3 separate regions of the Mus musculus genome follow, and regions 2 and 3 are each linked to region 1. The links are chromatin loops, found by intact Hi-C in ENCODE. Cell type or tissue: left cerebral cortex. All regions are shown on one strand.

The links. Peaks named below come from ENCODE experiments on the same cell type or tissue, not always from the same donor. Only the 100,000 strongest peaks of a DNase experiment are listed, where the experiment ranks them.
Region 2: it touches region 1 in a loop (8-fold over the local background); 2 of 42 quality-filtered maps call a loop at or near these places.
Region 3: a loop joins it to region 1, with 5 times the contacts of the local background. A loop is called at or near these places in 17 of 42 quality-filtered maps.

The regions. Positions count from the first base shown.
Region 1 is chr5:92,134,049-92,142,048 of GRCm38, reverse strand. Uso1 (USO1 vesicle docking factor) reads right to left here and starts at 4,111. Exons shown (of 24, transcript NM_019490.1): 1 at 3,886-4,111. The coding sequence starts at 3,951. It also overlaps a transcript of G3bp2 not described here and the pseudogene Gm15710. In left cerebral cortex, CTCF peaks have their summits at 3,750 and 4,665; DNase peaks (open chromatin) are centred at 3,761 and 4,244; H3K4me3 peaks cover 2,553 bases; H3K27ac peaks cover 1,231 bases.
Region 2 is chr5:92,039,622-92,047,621 of GRCm38, reverse strand. Cdkl2 (cyclin-dependent kinase-like 2 (CDC2-related kinase)) reads left to right here and starts at 4,580. Exons shown (of 14, transcript NM_016912.2): 1 at 4,580-4,823. In left cerebral cortex, no CTCF peak of the experiment used is centred here; DNase peaks (open chromatin) are centred at 4,573 and 4,870; H3K4me3 peaks cover 2,203 bases; H3K27ac peaks cover 1,555 bases.
Region 3 is chr5:92,078,440-92,086,439 of GRCm38, reverse strand. G3bp2 (GTPase activating protein (SH3 domain) binding protein 2) reads left to right here and starts at 2,696. Exons shown (of 11, transcript NM_001080795.2): 1 at 2,696-2,911. Gm46933 reads right to left here. Exons shown (of 2, transcript XM_017321256.1): 2 at 2,275-3,568. The coding sequence ends at 2,867. In left cerebral cortex, no CTCF peak of the experiment used is centred here; DNase peaks (open chromatin) are centred at 2,620 and 3,397; H3K4me3 peaks cover 2,971 bases; H3K27ac peaks cover 2,162 bases.

The sequences.
Region 1 (8,000 bases):
ATAAAAGTCCAAAGCTGCTCTCAGCTGAGGCTATGAAAGGTTAGGCACACACAGTGCGCAGTGTTACTCCTGTCCCACACAGGAGATGCTAAGCTGGCCTGGGGTGGAGCTTACTCACTCAGGTTCAATTTCAAGCACAGAAACCACTCCCACCCCCTGCACCCCCTTCCCCCACATTCCACAATAAAGGAAGAAAAAAGTAACGGTAGGAAAACAGCTAAAGCAATCCGTACACTAGAAAAATCTCTGAGCAAAAAGCCTGACACAGAGACTTCAATTATCAAACAACTGTGGAGGAATACAATGCCATTGTTTACTGCCTAATATTTGTAAGTTGCTCTGACCGTAATGTCTGAGGTTTATTTGAAATACAAATCGCTGGGCGTGGTGGCACACTCCTTTGGTCCCAGCATTTGGGAGGCAGAGGCAGAGGCAGAGGCAGGCGGATTTCTGAGTTCAAGGCCAGCCTGGTCTACAAAGTGAGTTCCAGGACAGCCAAGGCTACATAGAGAAACCCTGTCTCGAAAAAACAAAAAAAAAAAACAAAAAAAAACAAAAAAAAAAAAACAAAAACAAAACAAAACAAACAAACAAAAAAATCTAATTTACTATTTTTTTAAAATGTGTTGGAGGATTAGAGATTTAGCTCAGTGACATGTCAGTGAAGAAATTTTTATAGTGCATATATTACTAGTGGAAAAACATCTGAAATACAACTGACTCTTGGACAAAAAGACACTTTAAAGGATGATATATAATATATATAACATATACATTTTATATATTATAATTATTGTGTATAATATAGATCATAATATATATAATGTGTGTGTGTACCATATTGACGGTAGAAAGAACAAGACATGTTCACCTTGTTGTACAGCAATGGTTGTTCTGTGAGGAAAGAGATTATTTGTAGTTTACTGAGCAAAGAAGTTTTAGAAGTGCATACTAGAAAGGAACAGGTCAAATTCAGATAAAAGAGGCTTTTCACTAGAAAAGAAAATGAAAAAGAAAGAATGCAGAGCCATTCTGAAGACGATACAATTTAACTTTGCAGCACTGTAAGAACCTAGGTCGTGCTTTCCCCTCGGCCGTTCTCCTGTATAGGAGGCAGCCATGGCGCCCAGCCGGAATGGCATGATACTGAAGCCCCACTTCCACAAGGATTGGCAGCAGCGAGTGGACACTTGGTTCAACCAGCCGGCGCGCAAGATCCGCAGGCGCAAGGCCCGGCAGGCGAAAGCGCGTCGCATCGCCCCTCGCCCCGCGTCCGGCCCCATCAGGCCCATCGTGAGGTGCCCTACAGTGAGATACCACACCAAGGTCCGGGCTGGCAGGGGCTTCAGCCTGGAGGAGCTCAGGGTGGCTGGCATCCACAAGAAAGTGGCTCGCACCATCGGCATCTCTGTGGACCCGAGGAGGCGAAACAAGTCCACGGAGTCACTGCAGGCCAACGTGCAGCGCCTGAAGGAGTACCGCTCCAAGCTCATCCTGTTCCCCAGGAAGCCTTCTGCTCCGAAGAAGGGAGACAGTTCTGCTGAAGAACTTAAGCTGGCCACCCAGCTGACAGGACCTGTGATGCCCATCCGGAATGTGTACAAAAAGGAAAAGGCCAGAGTTATCACAGAAGAAGAAAAGAACTTTAAGGCTTTTGCCAGTCTCCGAATGGCCCGTGCCAATGCCCGACTCTTTGGCATCCGAGCAAAAAGGGCGAAGGAAGCTGCAGAGCAAGATGTTGAAAAGAAAAAATAATTCTGTGTTGGAGAGTTGCAATAAATTTTCCATAAAGCAAAAAAAAAAAAAAAAAAAAAAAAAAGAACCTAGGTCGTGGATGATTATATAGTAGATGCTCAAAGCCTTGGCTAGTCAAGCACGTAGGCCAAATCAAATATGGACAATTAAAGCACCTAATAGTACACCATGCACTCCACTGAGGCTCTATAAATCCATGTCAACTAGTGGCCCGTGAGCCCTGCTGGACTTCCCGACAGACTCAGAACTAACTTTGATCATACAGTAACTCAGTGACCTCGGTCCTCAAAAGACAGACTACTGATTCAGTTCTCAGAGCCAGTGAAGTAAAAGGGCATCCCTCTCGTCTCTCTTTACATGTTCACCACGGTGACACTGGGCATCAGTATAAAGTCATGATGTAAAACTATGATACTGATCCATGCACACTGAACCAAGCATCCCAGCTCCAGCTCCGCAGTACCAACTGCACAAGTCACTTTGCTGAGCGGAGAGTGAGGAGGCTTGACCTCTCGCTGCTCCAGGAGCCTCAGCTTCAAATTCCTCTAACGCTGAAGAACGCATCACCTCTTCCACAGAGGTCACTGTGACAAGGCCGAAGGATCATCTCAGCCTAACCTACTAGAGTCAAGTCCATCCTTTCCTGAGCATCTACTAAGGGCTGCACTTTCATGTTTCTCAACTTTAAAGACTCATTACAGCCACAGGAGCCAGCACTTTTTACTTAGAAAGCATTAGCCTTCCCAGATCTGTCCAAGTCAACCAAGCCTGGAAGCCTGGATTCAAATCAAGGTCTCATTTCAAAGCCAGCTCTTAATTTGTGTGTCTCTGACAGACAAACATCAGACAAAACACAGAAAGGTTAAAGAGATGGGCTGTGACTGTGGTGAGCTAAAGTCCCTGGCTTTCCAATAACAGCAGCCTTGTTGCCATGTGGGGAGGAACAAGGGAAGCCAGGTATTGGGGGAAGAGGAGATCTGATTTTCAAAAACAACACATGTGACAGCCTTCAGCTCCGTTGTAACCTGGTGGGAAGTCTGGCTCAGTGGCAGAATGCTTGCCCTCCATGTAATCAGGCCCTGGATTCAGTCCTAGGCCTCCTCCATCTCCCTCAGTACTAACTACATGCGTAAACTACACTAACTACATTAGTACACTACATTCGTTAGTTAACGTAATCCTAACTTAATTAATGTGGGTAATCTTATTTCCAAAAGGGCCAGCTAACAACTGAAACCCGGGATCAGCAATCAAGTCTAAGCTTAGCAGAAAGCTTAGTTTCTTAGTTTCCCCCGTAGTAAATTCTAGCTCCAAGATTCTGGTCAAGTTACTTTAATTCTCTCTTCATTAGTAAAGACTCCATCCTATCTTGCAGGTCCTATTTTATGACCCTTCTGAATCCACAAAACAGAGCTATGACAACTACCCAAAGTTTGTCTTTAAAATGTCACACGCGGTTTTTTTTTTTTTCTGTATATCTAAATTCATTTTTCTCAGGTAAGCCATCCACAGCAGTTTCCAATTGGCTCTGCAAACTTCCCAGGAAGTGTATCCTAAACATAAAATCAAATGCCGGTTTTCCATGTCTTAATAATTAAAAAAGAAAAACATTAACAAATCATGTCACCAATAGAGCAGAAGAGTCCCTAGAGTGGTTAGCGCGCAGATCACTACAGCGTGCAAGAGGAGTAAGTATTGCCCCATGACACATTTGGGTGAACCTGAAAAGTAGGGTCTGAACCACCAACCCTAGGCAAACGCCCATTCTTACAGCTGATGGGGCAGGAACAGGTGGCATTGTGCCCCAAGAATATCGTTTTATTCTTAGCCACAAGCCTTCGCCAACAGCTGGGTCTTAACTTCCTTCCAGCCCCGTAGAGCCGGGTTTCAGCCGGCACCGAGGCTGGCCGGCCGACAGGTTAAAGGGAAGGAGGGAGGGGCCGCGCGGTCCGTCGCCGTGCCGGGTCCCCGAAGCCCTCCTGTCACCACGGCCCGGGCTGCACCGCCGCGTGGGGAGCTCGCGCGTCCGAGCAGGGGGAAGGAAAGAAGGCAGGCGACGGGAGCGGCGTAGACGCCCCGATCTCACCCACCCAGCCCGGCCCCAGCCCGGCCCGGCGACGCTGCGCTCACCGTCTCGGCTTCAGTGTGCTGGGGTCCGGCACTCTGACCCCCCATCACCCCACGGAGGAAATTCATCTTGTCGCTCAGCCGCCGGCTTCACCAGCCCCTCTGCCAAAGAAAACACGACCGCCCCCCGCCCCCCGTAGGGCCTAGCCCCCGAGCCGGCTCTCCGCACTCCCCGGCCTCCGCCACCGCCGCCTCCTACTCAGCAGCCTCTCCGGCCCCCCGAGCCCGGAAACAGCCGCGGACACCAGCCGCGGTGCGCATGCGCGGGGACGTGGCGTTACGTGGCGGCTCGAAGGGCGAAGGCAAAAGGGGAGAGGAGGGAGCCCCGGGCCGCAGGCCACGCCCACCTGCCCGGCCCCACAGGCCACGCCTACCAGCAGGCCTCCCACCACTTGGGCACGCCCCCTCCTCCTCCTTGCGCTGCTTGCTGCTGCTGGCCGCGGTCACCCACGTGGTCGCAGCCCTGCCCAGTCGGCTCCCGAGGCTCTGATTAGACTAGGAGCATCGGCTGGTAGGTGTTTTGTCGCCGAGAGCGGGACGGACTGCAAGCTGTCAAACCTGAGGGTTTATTTTTGTTGAGTCGAAAGTGAAATTTTCCTTTGGCCGGCGTGACAGGTAAGGGGGAGAAGGGTGTCCTGTCCCCTGGAAGATTCGTATGGTTCTTTCGGTTAAGCGGTACGAGCGAGGTGGCCTTTTGATCCTCGCAAATTGCATTTCTACCCAGGGCTTTGTTTGGTGGTAAAGGGGGTGCTAGAGACCCCTCATTCCACTACCACTCGAGGGCGCGTTTCTAAGTTCTTGCTCCTCAGCCCCGCTAAAAAGAATTCCTTGATCTAAACACCAGGTTCTCCGCTCATTTTCAAGTGTGAGAAGTAACCCCCTTCGTTTATCTCTAATAAGAGGTTGGAAATAAATTGTTCCATTGTGTCATTTTGGTAGCATAATGCCCCCCTTTTTAAAATTAATTCTTAATTTCTACGTTTTCAATGGTTTTAGCAAGCAGAATGTCATATTTCCAAATCGCTATACTTGTTCTTTCCAAATGAGGCTGCCAGGTACACATGGTTTTGCAAATTTCTTGACTCTGAAAGGGAGTCTAGTAAACCAACTGACTCATGCCTCTCTTGGTTTCAATTCCCCATAGGTCTCAGATGTGACGATTAAGACCTATGTCTCCCCCAGACTCCCTCTAAAAAGAAATCAGTATGCTTCCACGGTGTGCCCTAGCGTGCTCAGTAGTACCTCTACCCAAATAATCCCCTAGTCTGTAAGGAGGAATCCGAAGACTCCGGCTTTCCTCCTTCACCTGTCCAATGTTGAGTGTATGGTGTGCAGGAATATTTCTCAGATTCTTCCACACTGAGATTACAGCAGTAGGCTCCTAACTAGTTTGTCTACATCCAGCCCTGGCTTCCCACAGTACACCCTTGGGTGAGCCCAAGAGGAAGTATGTCAGTCCTCTTGTTAGAATCCTCCAGTGGTTCCCCGGTTTATATAATGACATCCAAACTCCTTAGTTTGGCAGACACACCTGTTAGGGTTGAAGCGCCAGTGTCCCTCAAATACTCAACATGTTTCTCTTGCTTTAGTATGCCCTTTCCCTCTTTGTGGGGCAGATTCCTGCTAGTTCCTTAAGCCTCCACTTCAGCGTCTCAGGAGAGAGTACCTTGAAATCAAGATGCAGATTCTTTGCGCTGTCACTTTGCCGCCGACACTGAATTCAAACTTGATAAGCCAAATCTGATGACCCGGCCATTTGTAAATCAGTTGCTAGTGTATTTACTAATCATGGAGTGATTTTGATGGATAGGTGAATAAATTGTTGAATGAACATGTGACTAGTATGCTAAGAGAGACGATCTGTTCTGCCCGTGAATGACAGAACACACACCATGCAGGCCGTAGTGATAGATAGTCCCAAGGTCGTAAGCCTGGACACAGAGCATGGTGGGATACTATTGCCAGGAATACTGTGTGCCACTATTGTCCTCTGCTTGACATTTTGCTTTAGACATTTTCCGTGGAGGCATTTTGTTGCATCCTAAAAAATGTAACCATTAAATTGTCACCAGTGACCAAGGAAAGCCTGCTAAGACCCTCACCTAGCATTCTCACCTTGCCCTGAGCCTGACCTCTCCTCTTCCCCAAGTCTCACTGTCCTACCTTAAGGGATGAGGCTCTGGTACGATCTGAGGGGGCTTGGAGACATCTCTGTTGTTTGGTAATGGAACACAGGACCTTGACATTGTTACAAAATTGTTTTAAGGGACAAACCTCGTTGAAATACCTTGTTTTAAACTTTGTTGGACACAGTAGTCATGACTTACGAGGAGGTGTCCATCATTTGACCTGTTTTATTCCCTAACATTGGGTCCTGGGCAGGAAGGACAGGACTGTGGGCAGGAAGGACTGAGAGATGGAAAGAAGGAAGGGCAGAGGGAAGGACTAAGGGACGGCCAGTTGAGTGCAGAAATGATGAGGGTGACCCACCACATTCCCTGGTCTCACAATCTCCGTTCTGTTCTGCTCACTTGAGTTTTGAGGTCTAAAAAGAGGCAGATAAAGTATAAACTCTTATTTATGCCCCAGGAAGGATCTGAGGGAACCCAAGCAGGGAGCAGCCATGAAGTGACTCCTTATTTAAGAAGAGGGTTACGTATTACTCCATCAACACTTTGATGTCTAGAAAGAGTTAAGGACAATGTCTTCCTGCTTGTGCTCTCAAGCCGTGTGGCAGAAGTCAAGAACATGGTAGTTGCTGAAGAACCACTTGTGGAAGCAAGAGAAGACAGGAGAAAGTTGTAACTGACTCTTGGAAGGATTCCGGGATGGTACCGTAAATGGTGTGTGGGTTTAGTAACATTTCCACAATCAGAAACTCCGAGTTGATGAGAGTAATTTCCCATTTCCTAAACTAAAACTGACCAAGAGCATCTACTAAAATTAATTATTTTGCAATCCATTTTGTTTTGTTGTTGTTGTTAAAACCAATTTCCTTCAGTGGCTGGGCTTGTCAAGCCTCTTTTTCTGCTTGAAAACTCAGCAAAAAGCATGAGCATCAGAGGGCTGGAGAGATGGCTCAGAGGTTAAGAGCACTGACTGCTCTTCCAGAGGTCCTGAGTTCAAACCCCAGCAACCACATGGTGGCTCATAACTACTCGTAATGAGGTCTGATGCCCTCTTCTGGTGCATCTGAAGACAGCTGCAGTGCACTTATGTATAATAATAAATAAATCTTAAAAAAGAATATGCATCATAGCATATGATTGTTTTATAGCTTGGAGGCAAGGAATTGTCTATGCCTTAGAGCAGAGCTTCTCAACCTTCCACATGCTGAGACCTTTTACTATAGTTCCTTGGGTTGTGGTGACCTCTCCCCCAACCATAGAATTATTTTTGATACTACTTCATAACTGTAATTTTGCTACTGTTATGAATTGTAAATATCTGATATTCAGGATATTTGATAATATGACACACGCACACACACCCGTGAAAAGGTTGGTTGACTCCGAAAGGGGACTTGACCCATAGTTTGAGAGCCACAGTCATCATCTGCGTTTGAAACACATCATATGCAGGTTTTGGAAGCACTCCTACTGGAAAAGCAGTGTCTCAAAACACCGTTAATTAGACTGTTTGTTACTATGCAGTCAACCCACCGATATACAACAAAATAAGTTGATGTTGAGGCTGCGGGGTCAAAGGTCAGGACTAATCAATAGCAATGTCAAGTACTTTACCGTTTTCTGCTAGGCTGTGTTCAGACTGCTTTGCATCAAAGAACCCTCCTGGGCTGCAGATGTCAGTCGATGTTAGAGGCTTGCTTAGAGCTAGAAGGCCGGCTCAGCAAATACAACTCAAGTTAGTGTAGTGCTTGCCAAATATGCATGGAGCCCTGGGTGTGATTTCCCTACTACCATATCACCTGGTGGAGGTGATGGTGGCGGGGAGGGGTGGGGGTGGGGGATCAGAAGTTCAAGGTACATAGCAAGTTAATTGGCACCCAACAGGAAAAAAAAAACCTACAAACAAACAAATCCTCCTACACATACAGAAAGTTTGCTTAGCATTTATGTGGCTGTGAATTCAATCTGCAGTATCATAATTTATATATA
Region 2 (8,000 bases), 94 kb after region 1:
ACAGACAGCAAAGCATGAGCTATGTGGAACTTGGAAGAAGTGGTATGCTATGTCTTCCATCTCCAAATTGAACAGCCTTTGTTGTGGGAGTGGGTTGAGACCTCTGATCTAAATATGTAGAGTTGGCTCTCACTCCTATCCCCCTTGAGAGTCAATATAGCCTTGGATGTCCTAGAACTGGCTATGTAGGCCGGGCTAGCTTGGCTGCAGGTGCTGGGATTAAAGGTATGTACCACAATACCTAGCTCTAATTAAGTTTTTTGTTTGTTTGTTTTGTTTTTGTTTTTCGAGACAGGGTTTCTCTGTATAGCCCTGGCTGTCCTGGAACTCACTTTGTAGACCAGGCTGGCCTCGAACTCAGAAATCCGCCTGCCTCTGCCTTCTGAGTGCCGGGATTAAAGGCCTGTGCCACCACGTCCGGCCATAAATTTTGTTTTTTTAGTTTTGTTTTTTTTTAAAGATTTATTTCATGTGTATGAGTATATACTGTAGCTGTACAGACAGTTGCGAGCCTTCATCTGGTTGTTGGGAATTGAATTTAGGACCTCTGCTTGCTCCAGTCAACCCTGCTCGCTCTGGCCCAAAGATTTATTTATTATTATAAATAAGTACACTGTAGCTGTCTTCAGACGTGCCAGAAGAGAGCGTCAGAGCTCATTACAGGTGGTTGTGACCCACCATGTGGTTGCTGGGATCTGAACTCAGGAGCTTCGGAAGAGGAGTTAGTGCTCTTAACCGCTGAGCCATCTCTCCAGCCCCTCTAAGTTTTTAATAAATGAAATCGGCATAGGTTGCAAACAGAATTGACTTTTCTAGAACTACAAAATGAGTCAGTCCAGTTTTGGTTTTGTTTCTCCTCTTATGATGGGATTAAAAAACAGCCTTGCATTCATTATACATTAGCCCCTAGTTTTTAAATACAGTGGTGTGTTGCATTCATAGTTACATGTTGTAAAATATACTGTGACAGAGAACACTGCCAACATTTTAGGAGCCTGTCACTTGATTACTTGAGGCGATACTAAAAAGCTCGTGATAATCAGGTTCTCAGGACTGGAGAGATTGGGGGTAAGTGTAGGGAGGCAAGAATTCACTGGTAGATACTGATCTTTGGATGACTAGATGTAAAGTGATAATGGTCATGAAATAGTTTAATAGAGATGACTGTCAGTGTGAGGAAAAGAATCGATCTACTGTAAGCTTAAGATTTACAAATTCATTGAAAAAAGGATTTCTGGGGAGATGGGTGTTTTCCATAGATTTTTTTAAAATCGAGAGAGTTTACATACCTTACAGTAACTTTAAGAATGTTTGTGTGTGGGGGGAGGTGCGCTTGTGCATGAGTGTCACATCAGAAGATGGCTTTTGGCTTCTCTCCTTCCACACTATGGATCCCAGCCATCAGTCTTAAGTTTTTAGGCTTGTTTGCAGGCAACTTTACCTGCTGTTAACCTTGTTAACAGTGTGCAATTCAGTACTAGTAGATTTTACAAGGTTATATAAACATCACTACTATCTAATTCCAGAATATCTTCCTTACCTCCCAAAAGAAACCCTATACACATTAGTGGTCATTTCCTGATCCAGAGCACCTCTAATCCAGCGGTTCTCAACTTTTCTTTTCTTTCTTTTTCTTTTTTTTTTTTTTTTTTTTGGTTTTTCGAGACAGGGTTTCTCTGTGTAGCCCTGGCTGTTCTGGAACTCACTTTGTAGACCAGGCTGACCTCGAACTCAGAAATCCGCCTGCCTCTGCCTCCCAAGTGCTGGGATTAAAGGCGTGCGCCACCACCGCCCGGCAGTTCTCAACTTTTCTAGCACTGCTACCCTTTAATAGTTCCTCATATTGTGATTCCCAACCATACAAGTATTCTGTTGCTACTTCATAACTAATTTTGCTACTTTATGATCATAATATCTGATATGCAGGAGATCTGATATGTGACTCCCAAAGGGGTCATAGTCTACAGGTTGAGAACCAGTGTTCTACTGAATGAAAATGCTAGAGCTAAACCCTGCTGATGGACACTTGGGTTTCCACTTGGCTGCTGCCAATAGCATAGCTCCCAGCATCTGAATAGAAGCTGTCACTGTTCTTGGGTGGGGATGGAGAAGTGGAATAGTAGTTGTATTTCTTAGCCTATTTATGCTTTGCTTTGTTGTTGTGTCTGGAGGGCTGGGCTCTACCTCAGGCATTTCCAGTGTTTTCCTTAGAACATTTTTCACTTATTCTGGTGATTTCTAATTTTAAGAGCCATTATAACTCATCTTATTTGTTTAGCTGGGTACCAGCTTTTCCAGCATTCTTTTTTTTTTTTTTTTTTTTTTTGGTTTTTCGAGACAGGGTTTCTCTGTGTAGCCCTGGCTGTCCTGGAACTCACTTTGTAGACCAGGCTGGCCTCGAACTCAGAAATCCGCCTGCCTCTGCCTCCCGAGTGCTGGGATTAAAGGCGTGCGCCACCATGCCTGGCCTTTCCACCATTCTTGATTCCTTACCTCCTGTGTTTAATCACCAGGTATTATATTCCTCATTTTCTCCATTCTTGCCCTGGAACTTGGCATCCTGTATGAAACAAGGTCCATTTCCACTGTAGATTCATGGTGCACAGATTCAGTTGGCACACTAAACGTTTTATTCTGTTCCTATTGAATTGAAACTTGTCATAACTACCTACCTTTAGGAGTTTAAACTTACTATTTTCTTGAGCCTCAATCTGACCAGTATGTTTGTTGTTTTGTTTGGGGCAGGGTCTCAATATATAGCTCTGGCTGGCTTGGAACCTGCAGTATAGTCTAGGCTGGCCTTGAACTCAAGACATATGCTTGCTGGGGACTAAAGTTTTCACTACGTGCCAGGCTGACCAGTATGGTTTAATAGAAAAATGAAATTTACTAAAGATTTAGGCTAGGTAATGTGCATGTTTTCTCTCCTTGAATTCTTCTGGACTAATAAACCCTTACACTTAGTATTTCAGGAATTACTGATGCTGCCTCCTTCCCTACCATTTTTCTCTGCCAGTTATTTTATGGTTCAAGAAGAAAACAGCAATCCTAGTTGTTCTACATAACATCTATCTCCTTCCTCTTCAGTAATCGGATGACAGACAGAATAATCTTCCTCCCCCTTCCCTTCTTCATGGTGCCTCACAGAGGCTAGGTCTTGAGCTTGGTCAGTAGCTGAGAGAGACCTGACTTTGCGGCACTCCTGCTCCCTACCTCCGAGGGCTGAGATTAGAGGGCTGTGCCACAACCATCATGCCTTAGTGTATAAATTGTTGGATGTGGGGCCCAGGGCTTTGTGCAGTCCAAGCAAGCATGCCATCACTGAACTACCCTATTTCCCAAAGGAACTTGTACTTCTTGACTACCCTCTAGTTCCTTTACAGTTATTTCCAACTTTTAAATATTTTCTCAAGCAACACCTGTTCACCATTTTTATAGCCTTTGTCCTTTCAGTTCCCATGTATACCACTAATTTTGCTACTCAACTGTTTATTTTTTGTAAAACTGGAAAAAAGTAAAATATGAGGTTCCCACCCTAATAAACCTGTTTGTACATAAAAGTTCACATGAATGTCTAGAGAGATGGCTCAGTGGCCAAGCACACCTGTCACTCTTCCTGAGGACCCACGGCAATCAGAAACCAACTGTAACTCCAGTTCCAGGGGGTCTTGACGCCCTCTTTTACCTCTGTGGGCACCAAGCACGCTCACAGTGCACAGACATACAAGCAGGCAGAACACTCATAAATATTTTTCTATTTAAACCTCATGGGGTTTGTTACAATCTAGAGTAAAGCGATGGGAATTATCTTCAAGTTGGTCACAGCTCATTGCTACATTATAACTCACATCTTGGGTTATCCAAAAACAACCCCCCCCCAAAAAAACAAAACAAAACAAAACAAAACAAAAAAACCAAAAACCCATACCCTGTTTCCAGAGGTGGTTCTCAAAATTGTAGGTTCGGGAACTCGATTTTAAGCAGTTTGGTGAATGATGGTAACTGAGCACCGGGAGATTAATGCAGTACCGAACTAAGAAAAATTATAAAACAATTGCTCTTACACCTTACTATGCAAGAATAACCCCTGGGTGCTGGCTAGGCATATACGTGTCTGTTATCAAGGATACTTTCCTGGATCGAGCTATTAAAAAAAAAAACATATTTAGTTGAGTACAAATTGTGTGGCTATAGGTGAATACAAGTAAAACTATTTGGCCTTACAATCTCAGTCCCTTAATAAGGAGGGATAAAGCATTTCCCGGCTTCTCGTACGACGTCAGCATATGCTTGGTAATGGTCTTCCGATCTTGCCCTGTCGTGGCTAATCTAGTCTTCAAGCTGAAGGCAAGCTTTAAGCTCCAGCTTGCGCCGCTTGCAGTCAGCACCTACCTTTCTTGCTTTCTGGTCCTCTCTGGGCTCCACCCCAAATCTTTCCCTACCAGGCTGGCGTCCCAGGGTCCTTTTTCCTGTCAGGTCTGTCAACAGATCTCATCCCACCAATTTCGGCTAAATAAACTACTAGGCTCTTCCGGTCCACCGCCCGGAACCGAAAGGAAGCGAGGAATCGCGGCTGGGCGGAACCTCCCCGGGTGGGGCCCGCGCCCCGCAGCGCCCCGCCGCGCCGCGGGCGGGCAAGCTGGGAAATCTCATGGTCTCCTCAGTCCCAGCGAACCGTCACCTTGGCTCTCCTCGTGGCCACTGGGGCAACCTGCGGTCCCCTGAGAGCAGAGGTCTCCTGGCGCCGGCAGAAAGGTCCCTACAAACTTAAGACCGTAGGTGTGGGGACGAGGCCGTCAGCTGAGCGAACCTGCGAGCTCCAGGTGAAGGGGCGGGGCGGGGTGGCACAGAGCCAATCACAACGCCTGACGACAGGCCTCAGCCAATCAGGATCAGGGAGGCTCCGCCGTAGGCGGGGCGGGACCAGGCGGGTGAGAGCCGCCCCTTGCAGCTAGGGTGGCCAACGCCTTCGCCTAGGGCTACTTGGCGAGGTGCTGCTTCCCTGAGCTGAGCGACCCGAGGGCTTTCGGCCGGCGGTGCTCTGTTTTCCTCAGTTCGTTTCTCTGCAGCTGTTGTCCTTGACAGGTGCTTGTGTCTTTGCCTGTCGCAGACGCATTCTGACTCGGGCCCTTTCTCTCTCTCTGGAGACTGCCTATGGCTGGGGACCGAGTGAGGTCGTTGCCTTGACGACGGCAGCATGCGGCCCGTAGTCCTCGGAAGTGTGAGCTTGCGGAGGGCAGAAGCCAATCTGCCTCCCTGCCTGCTTCACCTAGGACCGGTAATTGCGTCCGCAGAGGAAATCCCAATACTGGGATTGCTAGTGTGCTAGCTAGTCAGCATCTTTTTAGATCTGCTAGCGAGATGCATATCACCTTAAATTTGTTTCCAAGTTGAAAACCTTTGGCTCTTTCCATGTGAAGGGTTTGGAAGAAATAGTAAGTATAATACTTTGTAAAAACCCAGTTATTTCGTTCTTTTATGTATAAGAAATTTCAGTTTGATTTTAACCAAAGAACATTGGTAGTATTTGAACAGTATGCTTGTATGGCACATATCCTAAATTATTATAGTGCCATCGCACCAGACTTCTTTTTTGTATGCCACGTGCTACCCATAGATTTAAGAGTGAGAAGGCAAGAAACTGATGGGTTATAAGTTACTGAGGAAACAAGGCATATTTTAGGCCATGATATTCTTAAGGTATTTTAGACAGTCCCACTTGAACAAGTAGGTGTGCTCTATGTAGTGTGTCTACATGGTTGGGAAAATAAATTTGGATTAGTTCACTTGTATAATACTAGGTTATAATATGTTTCAGAACCTTTTAGACATGATTAAGGTCATTTTTATTTGGTTCATTTTGCATCTTTAAATATCTAGGATGCCAATTACAATATGTTTAAAAACGATCTAGGCTATAGATTCCAGCTATTTGTATTATTTTCACTAGCCTAAAGCTTACTCCTTTACAATATATACTTAAGGGAAGGTTAAAAACTATGCCAGTTAGAATCACACTGAAGGTTTTTCCAAATGTAAATTTTTTATTATAAAAGTAATTAAAGGTAAAAAGAAGTTAAAATGTGAACTATATGGGAAGTCAGTGCCTATGACACTGTAAATAGTTTTAAGTAGAATCTAATACCCAAAGTGGTAATAAGATAGTGAAGAGTTTTGAATTTGATTTTAATTAGGATTCTTTTCATTCTCTCCATCTTCTCTTTTCTGTGTTGATCTCCATTTACACTGTGCAAATAATGGCTGCTGGATGGTGTACTTCAGTGGTAGAAAGAACACCTGCTTAGCTTATTGGAGGCCCTGGGTTAACACAGACACAGACACACACACACACACACACACACACACACACACACACTTAGGTGTCAAGTGTTGAAAATGTAATATATACTTTGGATTCTCACACACACACACACACACTTAGGTGACAAGTGTTGAAAATGTAATATATACTTTGGATTATCATAATTTTTTAGAATAAAAAGTCAATGTTTTTTGTTTGTTTGGTTGGTTGGTTTTCCCCCTTTTCTATGAATATACTAGAAGCCACTAAAACATCACCACTTTTTCTTGTCTGGGTAAGTTAGCTCTATATATCATATGCGATTAATATTAAGTGGAAAGAAGTGTTTTCCTTCCAAGAGGTTGTGATAAGGTTTTTTTGTTTTGTTTTTGTTTTTGTTTTTTTGGTATGGTCAGGCTCTTAAAAATTCAACTGTGAGTCGTCATTTGAGTATAATCACCTAATATTTATATTTTAAAATATAAATATACCTAAAGTTTAAGTCTTCCCCAGCCCATGTTGAAACCAAATCAGGATCTAGAGCAATATTTTTTTATTCATGGCTGCTGGAATTTAAATTCAAAAGTCAGATTTAAAAAAATTAATTTATGCTGGGCATGATGGACAAATGTGTGTGTGTATAGTGTATGTGTGTGTATGGGTGTGTGTGTGTATGGTTGTGTGTGTGTATGGGTGTGTGTGTGTGTGTGTGTCTAGGATTCAAACCCAGGGACTTCATACCCGTGCTAAGCATATACTCTACCACTAGTCACATTCCCAGCCCCAAATAATGATTTTTTTCTTTATTAAAATATATAATATAAAAAACTGGTTGCTGGATTTTTGTCAATTATTGATAAAATAAGATTCCATTTATGATAGACTTTATTCAGAAAACACTTTATATCCAGATGTGAAAGAATCCTGTATATCTATAAAATTTAAGTGACTCAAGTTTAAAATAATAATTAGTATGATGAGAAAATTTACCAAAAGTTCAGTATTAATTCAGTGGTTATGCTGTAATAATTTTTTACAATTAAGTTGAAAGTGCATAAAGACTTCCAACTTGGATATTTTGAATCCAGTATAAACTTTTTCTAAGGCTTATTTATTTAGTTAGTTTTGTCTTGTGTTCATGACAGGTTCTCTCTACATAGCTGCAGCTGTCCCGGAACTCACTATGTAGAGCAGGCTGGCCTCAAGCTTACAGAAATATGCCTGCCTCTGCCTCCTGGATGCTAGGATGTGCCATCATGCCCGGCAGATTTGCTTAATTTTTACTTCATTTGTATGAGTGTATCCTGTACATATATCTGTGTGTACCATATACATGCACGTGCCTGATGCATGTGCCCAGAAGTGGATGTTGGGTCCCCTGACAGATGACTGTGGTCCACTATGGGGGTGCTGGGAAGCAAACCCAGGTCCTTTGGAAGAGCAGTACAAATGCTTTTTTGTTTGTTTGGTTTGTTTTTTTGAGATAGGTTTTCTCTGTGTAGCTCTGGCTGTCTTGGAACTAGCTCCATAGACCAGACTGGCCTGGAACTCACAGAGATCTTCCTGCCTCTGCCTCTGCCTCTGCCTCTGCCTCTGTCTCCTCTGCCTCCTCTGCCTCCTCTGCCTCCTCTGTCTCTGCCTCTCTGCCTCCCTAGTGCTGGGATTAAAGGTGTGCACTACCACCACCTAGTGCATTGTC
Region 3 (8,000 bases), 56 kb after region 1:
CTGATTTGAAGCTGTAAGAGACTGGGCGTTTAGCCAGGCAGTGGTGGTGCACGTCTCTGATCCCAGCACTCAGGAGGCAGAGGCAGGCGGATCTCTGAGTTTGAGGGCAGCCTGGTCTAGAGAAAGAAACCCTGTCTCAAACAAACAAACAAACAAACAAACAAACAACCCAGAGGGTCTGGCTTTTGTGAGAAGGGTGAGCTATACTGGAATTAAGCAAAGTGGCAAAGGTTTGTGGTAGGCTTTACCTACTACAGCAGGAGAAACAGTGCTGTGTCTAATCCAGAATGAATTCGGATAGAGGGAGCTGACACTTACTGACAATTGGCTGTGTGATCTGATAAAAGAAAGGGTGAGGTCAAGGGTCACACTCAGGGTTTTGGCTTGAGCCACTTGACTGAATATCACTCACACTGGCCTCCTTGCTTGGTCCATGGGGACAGTGGTTGCTTCACAGTGGTTATTTTGAAAGGCAGAGAGATTAACTAGGCTGTTACTTCATCATGGAAAGATGAAACCAGCCTGACCCCGTGCAAAGCTGACGGTATTCAGAGAACAGACGAGAGACATTTAGGAAATAAGAAATGCTAGTTGCTTGTGGGAATTAGTTAATTTACTAAAATTGAGTCTCTCTTTTTTTTTTTAAACAAGTAACATTAATTGGTATGTCTTAGTGGCAGGGATTGCCTGAGGCCTGCTTTTGTTAGTCCTGGGGCTAAGCTTAGAATTATTCTTATGCTTTGAAGGATTATAAAAGGAGGAGATTGAAGAAGATACTTGCTGTTCCTTCAGTGACATTTGCTGCCCTCTGTCTTAGGGGTGGTAGAATGGTTTCCCAGAGCAGCTCTATGATCCCTTGGTACTTGTGGGATGTGCCTGTTCTCAGCCCTCAGCACACATCTGCAGAATCACAAACGCTGAGGGGAGTTTTAACAAACCCCGATCTGATCCCATGCACAGCAAGGCCTGGAGACACACCTTATCTCAGGTTACAGGATGAAGAATACTTACAAAAACACTGCATGGAGCCCAGCATGGTATCACACATGACCCGTCTGGTCTACAGAGTGACTTCCAAGATAGCCAGAGCCACACTGAGAAACTTGGTCTTGAAATATCCAAAACAAACCAGAAGCATTCGATGTGATTGGAAACAGTTGAAATTTTAGCAGTCAATAGTAGCAGCATTCTGTCGTTTACAATTAGGGGTGTGGGGTATGGATGCAGAGTGCTTGTGTTAACATGAGTAGTCCTTGTTTGTTTGAGTATTATCGAGAGAGTCTCCTTATGTACCCCTGGCTGACTTAGAATCTGCTTCGTAGACCAGGTCAGCCTAGACCTTGTGATCTTCCTGCCTCTGCTTCCCAGGTGCTGGGATTAGAGGTATGTAGCCCCGAGCCTGGCTGAGATGAGTAATACGAGCGTGTCCTTAGGGTAAACCGTCTCGTAAGTCTCACTTTCCTCATCTGTAAAGTGTGCATTCAAATAGGTAATTACGTAAGTGGGTTTTTGTGAGACATAAGTGACTTTTATAAAATACCAGTAGCGTATCTGGTCTATAAACACTGTACTTAAAAGGTAATCTGCAGAAGTAATGCATTAAGAAAAACCATCTCAGAGTCATTTAATAAATGATGGTCTGCCTATATATTTTGCATATAAAAATTATTAAGCAATCCAAAATAATGCCAGTGTAGATTTTGGAGGCTCAAGTACCAATCAGCATTGCCTTTTGTGAACCTTTTTTTTTTCTTCTTCTAGGAAATCTCTACTGTGAGGGAAAACTGAGGATGTATTTAATCCTGCATTTTGCTTGATTAAAATGTGTTCTATTCCTCTCAATTGCCCTTCCGTTCCTTTCACCGTTTCATAGCTTCATTCCCAGTTTCTTCTGCTATCTTGAAATTGAAAACATTGCTATTAGTGGCAAAGTAACATTTGGTCTACAAAGGCTTTTTTTTCCCCATGAATCAAGGTTCATGAAGCAGTGTTGTTTCCATAACTAAGTCCCAGTGGCATAGATTTATAAGTGGCTTTTTTTTTCTTTTTTAAATTTTAAGCCTTTCAGCCTTTGTTCCAGTAAGTTCCATTTAAGGATGAAGCCACCAAGGCCATACAAAAGCCCCAAGCCCATACAGCCTATGTCATACTTTCCCCATACTCCATAGCTCGGCACCCTTATTTAAAACTAGCTGTTTGACATTGATGAGAAAGACTTTTAAACCTCCATTTCCTAAAACAGGCTAATTAAGCAATACAGGTGAGCTCACTGTGCAGAGTTCAAAACTGCATTTTAATGCTCCGATAACGCAGCAACCAGGACCATTACTAAATTTGCTCCCTCTTATCACGAATAAAGGCTCCAGGAATAACCGTTTGTAAAAGCCACTGGTTAGCGGCGAGCCATCTTTTTTGTTCGCGCCACCTGAGAGGACAGGGAGGCTTCAGCATCACTGCAAGAGAAAGGCAGCTTCCTTGTGACGTCAAATCAGCGGGCTCTCGCCCCGACTTTAGGCCGGTTCCGGTTCCCTGGCTTTCCGGACGCCCGAGCGAGCGAGCGAGCGAGCGCGGCGCCGTTCTGCGCGTGCTCCGCAGTGGGACGCGAGAAGGTTGGGTCTAGCTCTCCAAACTGATGCCTGATTGGCTGGCGCTGTGCTGGGGGGTTCCCTAGCCCTTTCCGCAGGGGTAAAACAATAAGAGGGGGCGGCGGCAAAGGGGGCGGGACGTCCGTGTTCTTGGAGCTCGTTGCAGCTCTAGGCTCTCGGGAAGAGGTGGCTGTGAGGGGCCCCGAGCTCGCGGCTCTCCGGATTCCGAAGCCTCGGGTTGCTTCGAGGGAGGAGAATCTGCTGCGGCCGATCCCGCGACACTACTGACCTCCGCGCGACGTGCCCGCCGCCGCTGTTGGTTGGAGGTGTGTACGGGGGCCGAGAGGGGCGGTCGGTGTGGTGGTCGGCAGGGGACATTTCCCTCCGCTCCGCGGCTCGCGGCAACCGTCCGGTGTGTGCGCTTGGTGTCGGGGTTGGTGCGGCGGAAACATTGTTCTCGCCGGCTGCCTACGCCAGCAAGAGTGCGTGCGTGCGTGCAGAGCCGAGCCTTTCCTGCAAGGTGAGCGGAAGGCTGCGTGGGGAGGAGGATGACCTGCGCGCGTGGTGCAGAGGAGGGCACAGGTGGGGCTGGGGATTGCTAGGATGAAGCAGCCCGGGGGTACCCTGTCCGCCGCCAGCTCCCAGAGCGCGCCAACGGGCGCCAAGCCGCGAAGCGGGGCAGTGGGCTCCTGCAGAGGCGGTTTCAGGGTAGGAAGCCCACCCGCCTGGTTCCTCCGCTCGCCGGCGGCCCTAGTTCCCGGTCGTCGCCCCGCCCGTGGGGGAGGGGAAGGAGGCCGTGTCGGCGGAGGCAGAAGCAACGCAGATGCGAAAGTAGCGGCCTCCGGGCACCATTTCTGTGCCCGGAAACTGAATCCGGGGTTGAAGGTGGCCGCCGCTCCACTTGCCGGGTGCTCGGCGTTTCCCCCCGCCCTCCCCGGATTATCCCGAACGTGTTCGGATACTGGGACTGTAACGTGCGTCTCCTACGTCCTTTTTCTGCAGACAATCTCTCCTGTTACCCAGGAATAAAAAGGACGTTTCAGTGCTTTGGGAATGGGCTTTTCTCCCCCTGCTATTCTTTGGGGTAGGACAAGGGGAGAAGAACGTAAGTTTCCCTAAATGGTGTGGATTTCGTTAGTGGAGTCTGATTGAGGTTTTCCTGCGTCTCTAAGGGCAGATTTATTTAGGTACCCCTGTGGTGCTTTGGGGGGGGGGGGGGGCTGTAGGGTCGTGTTCACAATTTCTACTCCCAAGATATAACTAGTTTTAAACCAAAGCACAAAAAACATTGAGGAGATGCCTTTTGCTTCTTAAAAACAAAACACGTGCAGCAAATCTGAATCAAGGAAAATTGCCCCCTTCTCTCCGGGTGTGATTGTTGTGCAGTTGATTAGCTTAAGGTTTCTGGTTTTTAGATTCTAGACACTATACCTCGCTTGTTCCAAGTACCTAGGCAGGGGAACCATTAGCTGCAGTTTAAAAGGATGCACTAATTCTAAGTGAGGATAGTAATTTCTTGTCCCAATTCCATATTTGGCAGTTATTGTAGCCCTAGGCATGTGAACCAAACTTTGAGTAAACACTTGATTTAGCGAAATTCAGTGATCCCTTTATGGTCTTTAGGTTTGGACCCAGTGTCCCACCACTCTGGAGTTAGAGGCAGGTGGTCTTTTGAGTTCGAGGCCAGCCTGGTCTACATACTTCCACAGGACAGCCAGGGCTACTCAGTGAGATACTGACTCAAAAAAATGGGGGAGGGGGAGTTCGGTCAGTTTGGACCTTAGGACGACTGAATTATATATTGTCCCTTCGTTACCGTTTTCGGACATATGCACTATCTAATCTCAGTGTATGAAAATTGTTTTGTTCTGACAAATTGATTGTGAGAACGGCTTCAAAGTGTGTTTCCCAGTGGCTTGGTTTATTGTGATGGTTTAGGTTATTGAGAATTCAGAATCAAAATATTGGCGGGCATGGATGCACGATTTAATGTCAGCACTCAGGAGGCAGAGGCAGGCAGATCTGTAGACTACAGAGAGTTCTGGGACAGCCAGGGCTACACAGAAGACCTAGACTCAAACAAAGCACACAAAACTAGAATTAGCGATGGGGGAAGCAAGCCTCAGATGGAGTACCGGAATGTTTGCAGAGTGGGTGGCTGTCTGTAGGTAAAGAATTCATTCGATAATTTAGAAGATTAACTTTGGCTAAGAGTCTGAATGACATGTTCAAGGCACCAATTTGCCTTGCTAGTACCCAGACCCAACCACCATTAGCTGATGATGAAGGCAGTTTCTTGTTCAGCCTTGGCCTGTGAACCTAGGGCAAGTTTACTATCTAGACTAAATGTTAACTCAATGACCTGAGTAGCCGGATTAGTAGGTGAGTTCTGGTTTTGAAGAAATTGTTGGCATTGTTTGTAGCAGGGCAGTGTGGGCAGCTCTAGCTTGTATTAGAGATTAAAATACCAAAATTTTCAGTATCAGCTACTGGAAATTTACAGATACTCATAGAGTGCCCTTAGATTCTTGACAGCAGTTTTTCCTTTGTTGCAGAATTGTCATTACACATTATGAATATTAGAAGTTATTTTCTAAACTGCCTTAATTTGTCCTGCTTTTCTGTTGAGTGGACATGAGGATGATGAATGACATCTTTGAACGTTTTACACTGAAGCACAAGTTGGATTGCTTGTGAACAGAAAGAGGGTGGAACAGAGTTGAGAGTTTGGACCTGGTTACTACACTGGCAGATGTGTGTTTGATAGCTGATAAAGTAAACCTGTGTGTTTTCCCCAAACTCTTAGCAAAAAATTGGGTTTTTTTGTGCCTTGGTTTATTTTAATCATCTCTGGATTATCTATCCAAAAATTGTTACTGTGCTAACATTGGGGATATTTCTTGCTGGATTGCATGTTGCTGTCCTGTTATTTTCTCCCTCCCACCCCCAAAGCAGGCTTGTCTTTTTTTTTTTTTTTTAATTGTGTTTATTTGGTTTCTTGGGGACAGGATCTTTGTATAGCTTGAGCTAGCCTGGCATTTGCTGTGTGTCTAGGCTGGTCTGGAATTTGTGGTATCCTACCAAGCTAGCCTTGAACTTTCAGAGTCTCCTGTCCACAGAAATCTTATTATCATATTATGCTGCTGCATCACCACCCTCCCCTCCCGTCTTTGAGATAGGGTCTTTATAGCCCCAACTGTCCTGGAACTCACTCTCTATATACATCTGGCTAGCCTTGAACTCTGAGAGATCCACCTGCCTCTACCTTGCAAGTGCTGGGATTAACCTGTGTGCCACCACACCTGGCCTGGAGCAAACAAGTGTAAATAATGAAAACAGCATGCTGATGAACAGGATTCCTGTGCTTGATCTAATTCCAAGGAACCTTGATCTCTTTGGAATTCTAAGTATCAGTTTCATTTTTCTGTAAATGAAGTTAACATCTTCCTTATTCAAGGAGGTAAAAGAAACAGAGGATACTCATTAAACTTTAAAATGTAATGTTAGGGTGGGCATGGTTGCATATGCCTGTAATCTCAGAGGCAGTGGAGGGCAGGCTGGTCCTATAGAGGGAATTCCAGAACAGCCAGGGCTACACAGAGAGACCTTGTTTCAGAAGGGGCAGCACATAATTAATTTTTCTTTCTTTCTTTCTTTCCTTTTTTTTTTTTTTTTTTTTTTTTTCGGTTTTTTTCCCTGGATATCCTGGAACTCACTCTGTAGACCAGGCTGGCCTTGAACTCAGAAATCCGCTTGCCTCTGCCTCCCAAGTGCTGGGATTAAAGGCGTGCGCCACCATTCCTGGCTCGGCACATCATTTCTTTCTTTCTTTCTTTCTTTTTTTTTTTAAAGATTTATTTATTTATTTAATGTATGTGAGTACATTGTTACTGTCTCCAGATACATCAGAAGAGGGCATTGGATCCCATTACAAGTGGTTGTGAGCTACCATGTGGTTGCTGGGAATTGAACTCAGGATTTCTGGAAGAGCAGTCAGTGCTCTTAACCTCTGAGCCATCTCTCCAGCCCTGAGCCATCTCTCCAGCCCGGCACATCATTTCTTAATGGTGGTCATGTTTAGCTTTTGTGCTTCAGCACTCACCCCTTATCATTAGGGTTGCCTTAGGTCTATCACTGCAGTTCTGGGATCCAAGGTTGCCACAGCAAATCTGTTCCTTGTCCTAAAAATGAGTGGATAGATAGTATTGTGGTCACTAAAGTCACTTTAAACAAAGACATTTGAGAGCTTTGGATATAGTTACAGTGTTAAAATGGAGCTGGCATTCTAAAGTGGGATCTAGTCTTTGGGTCAGTGAGAATGGGCCTTGGCCTAAGAGTGAGCCCTGCAGAGGGAGTAGGATAAGCTTCCTGTCCCGGAGATAAGCTGGGGCTGAGCTTGGGCAGCCTTTGATAGCACATTCTGGTAAAGAGGCTACAGTATGCTGTTGGAGACATTCTTTCCCTGGGAACAATGGTAATGTTACCCTTCCAAGGTTGGGAGTTTATTTTTCTGCATTTCCCCTCCTTATCTAGGTATTGTTTTGTTTTCTTGACCTTTTTCAGTATGAAAGTATGGTTTCTTCTCCGCAAGTACTCATTTTGCTTGTTCTCGCCAAGCATTGAAATAACCAGGAGGGAATAACATGAAATTTCATGCAATTAATTGTAGTGCGTGGTGTGTGTGTGTGTGTGTGTGTGTGTGTGTGTGTATTAATGCTCACAAAGATTGAAGGGTGCTGAGGATATAGCTTTGTTGGTAGAGTTCTTAAAACATGCAATGCAAGCCCTGGGTTGATCCCCATTGCTCCATTAAACTACATTCAGTGATGTCACACTGTAGTTTGCTTCTGAGGCACTGAAGGCAGGAAGAGCAGGAACCCAAGGTAGTTCTGCACTACATGACACCTGTGTCAGAGAGAGAATGAGAATCAAAGGTCCCTTGATTTGTTTGAAAATGCTTGAGACCACAAGTGTTGAAGGAAGTTGCAGGATTTTTAGATTTTTGAAGTATGCATAGACTGAACATCTCCAGTCTGAAAAGCTGGAATGTTCTGAAATTTGAAACCTTGAGGCAGTTAGTTGCATTGGTAATTATGACCAGATATTTGCAGTTAGATTTGATTTTTCTTTTTCTTTTTCTTTTCTTCTTCTTCTTCTTCTTCTTTTTTTTTTTTTTTTTTTTTTTTTTTTTTTTTTTTTTTTTTTGGTTTTTCGAGACAGGGTTTCTCTGTGTAGCCCTGGCTGTCCTGGAACTCACTCTGAAGACCAGGCTGGCCTCGAACTCAGAAATTCGCCTGCTTCTAGATTTGATTTTTCTGAAGAGCCATTTTTATCACTAGCAATAGAGCAATGTCCTTACTTAGTAAGAACATGGGGAGAGACCATTTAAGATGAAATTAATGAGAATTATTTTGC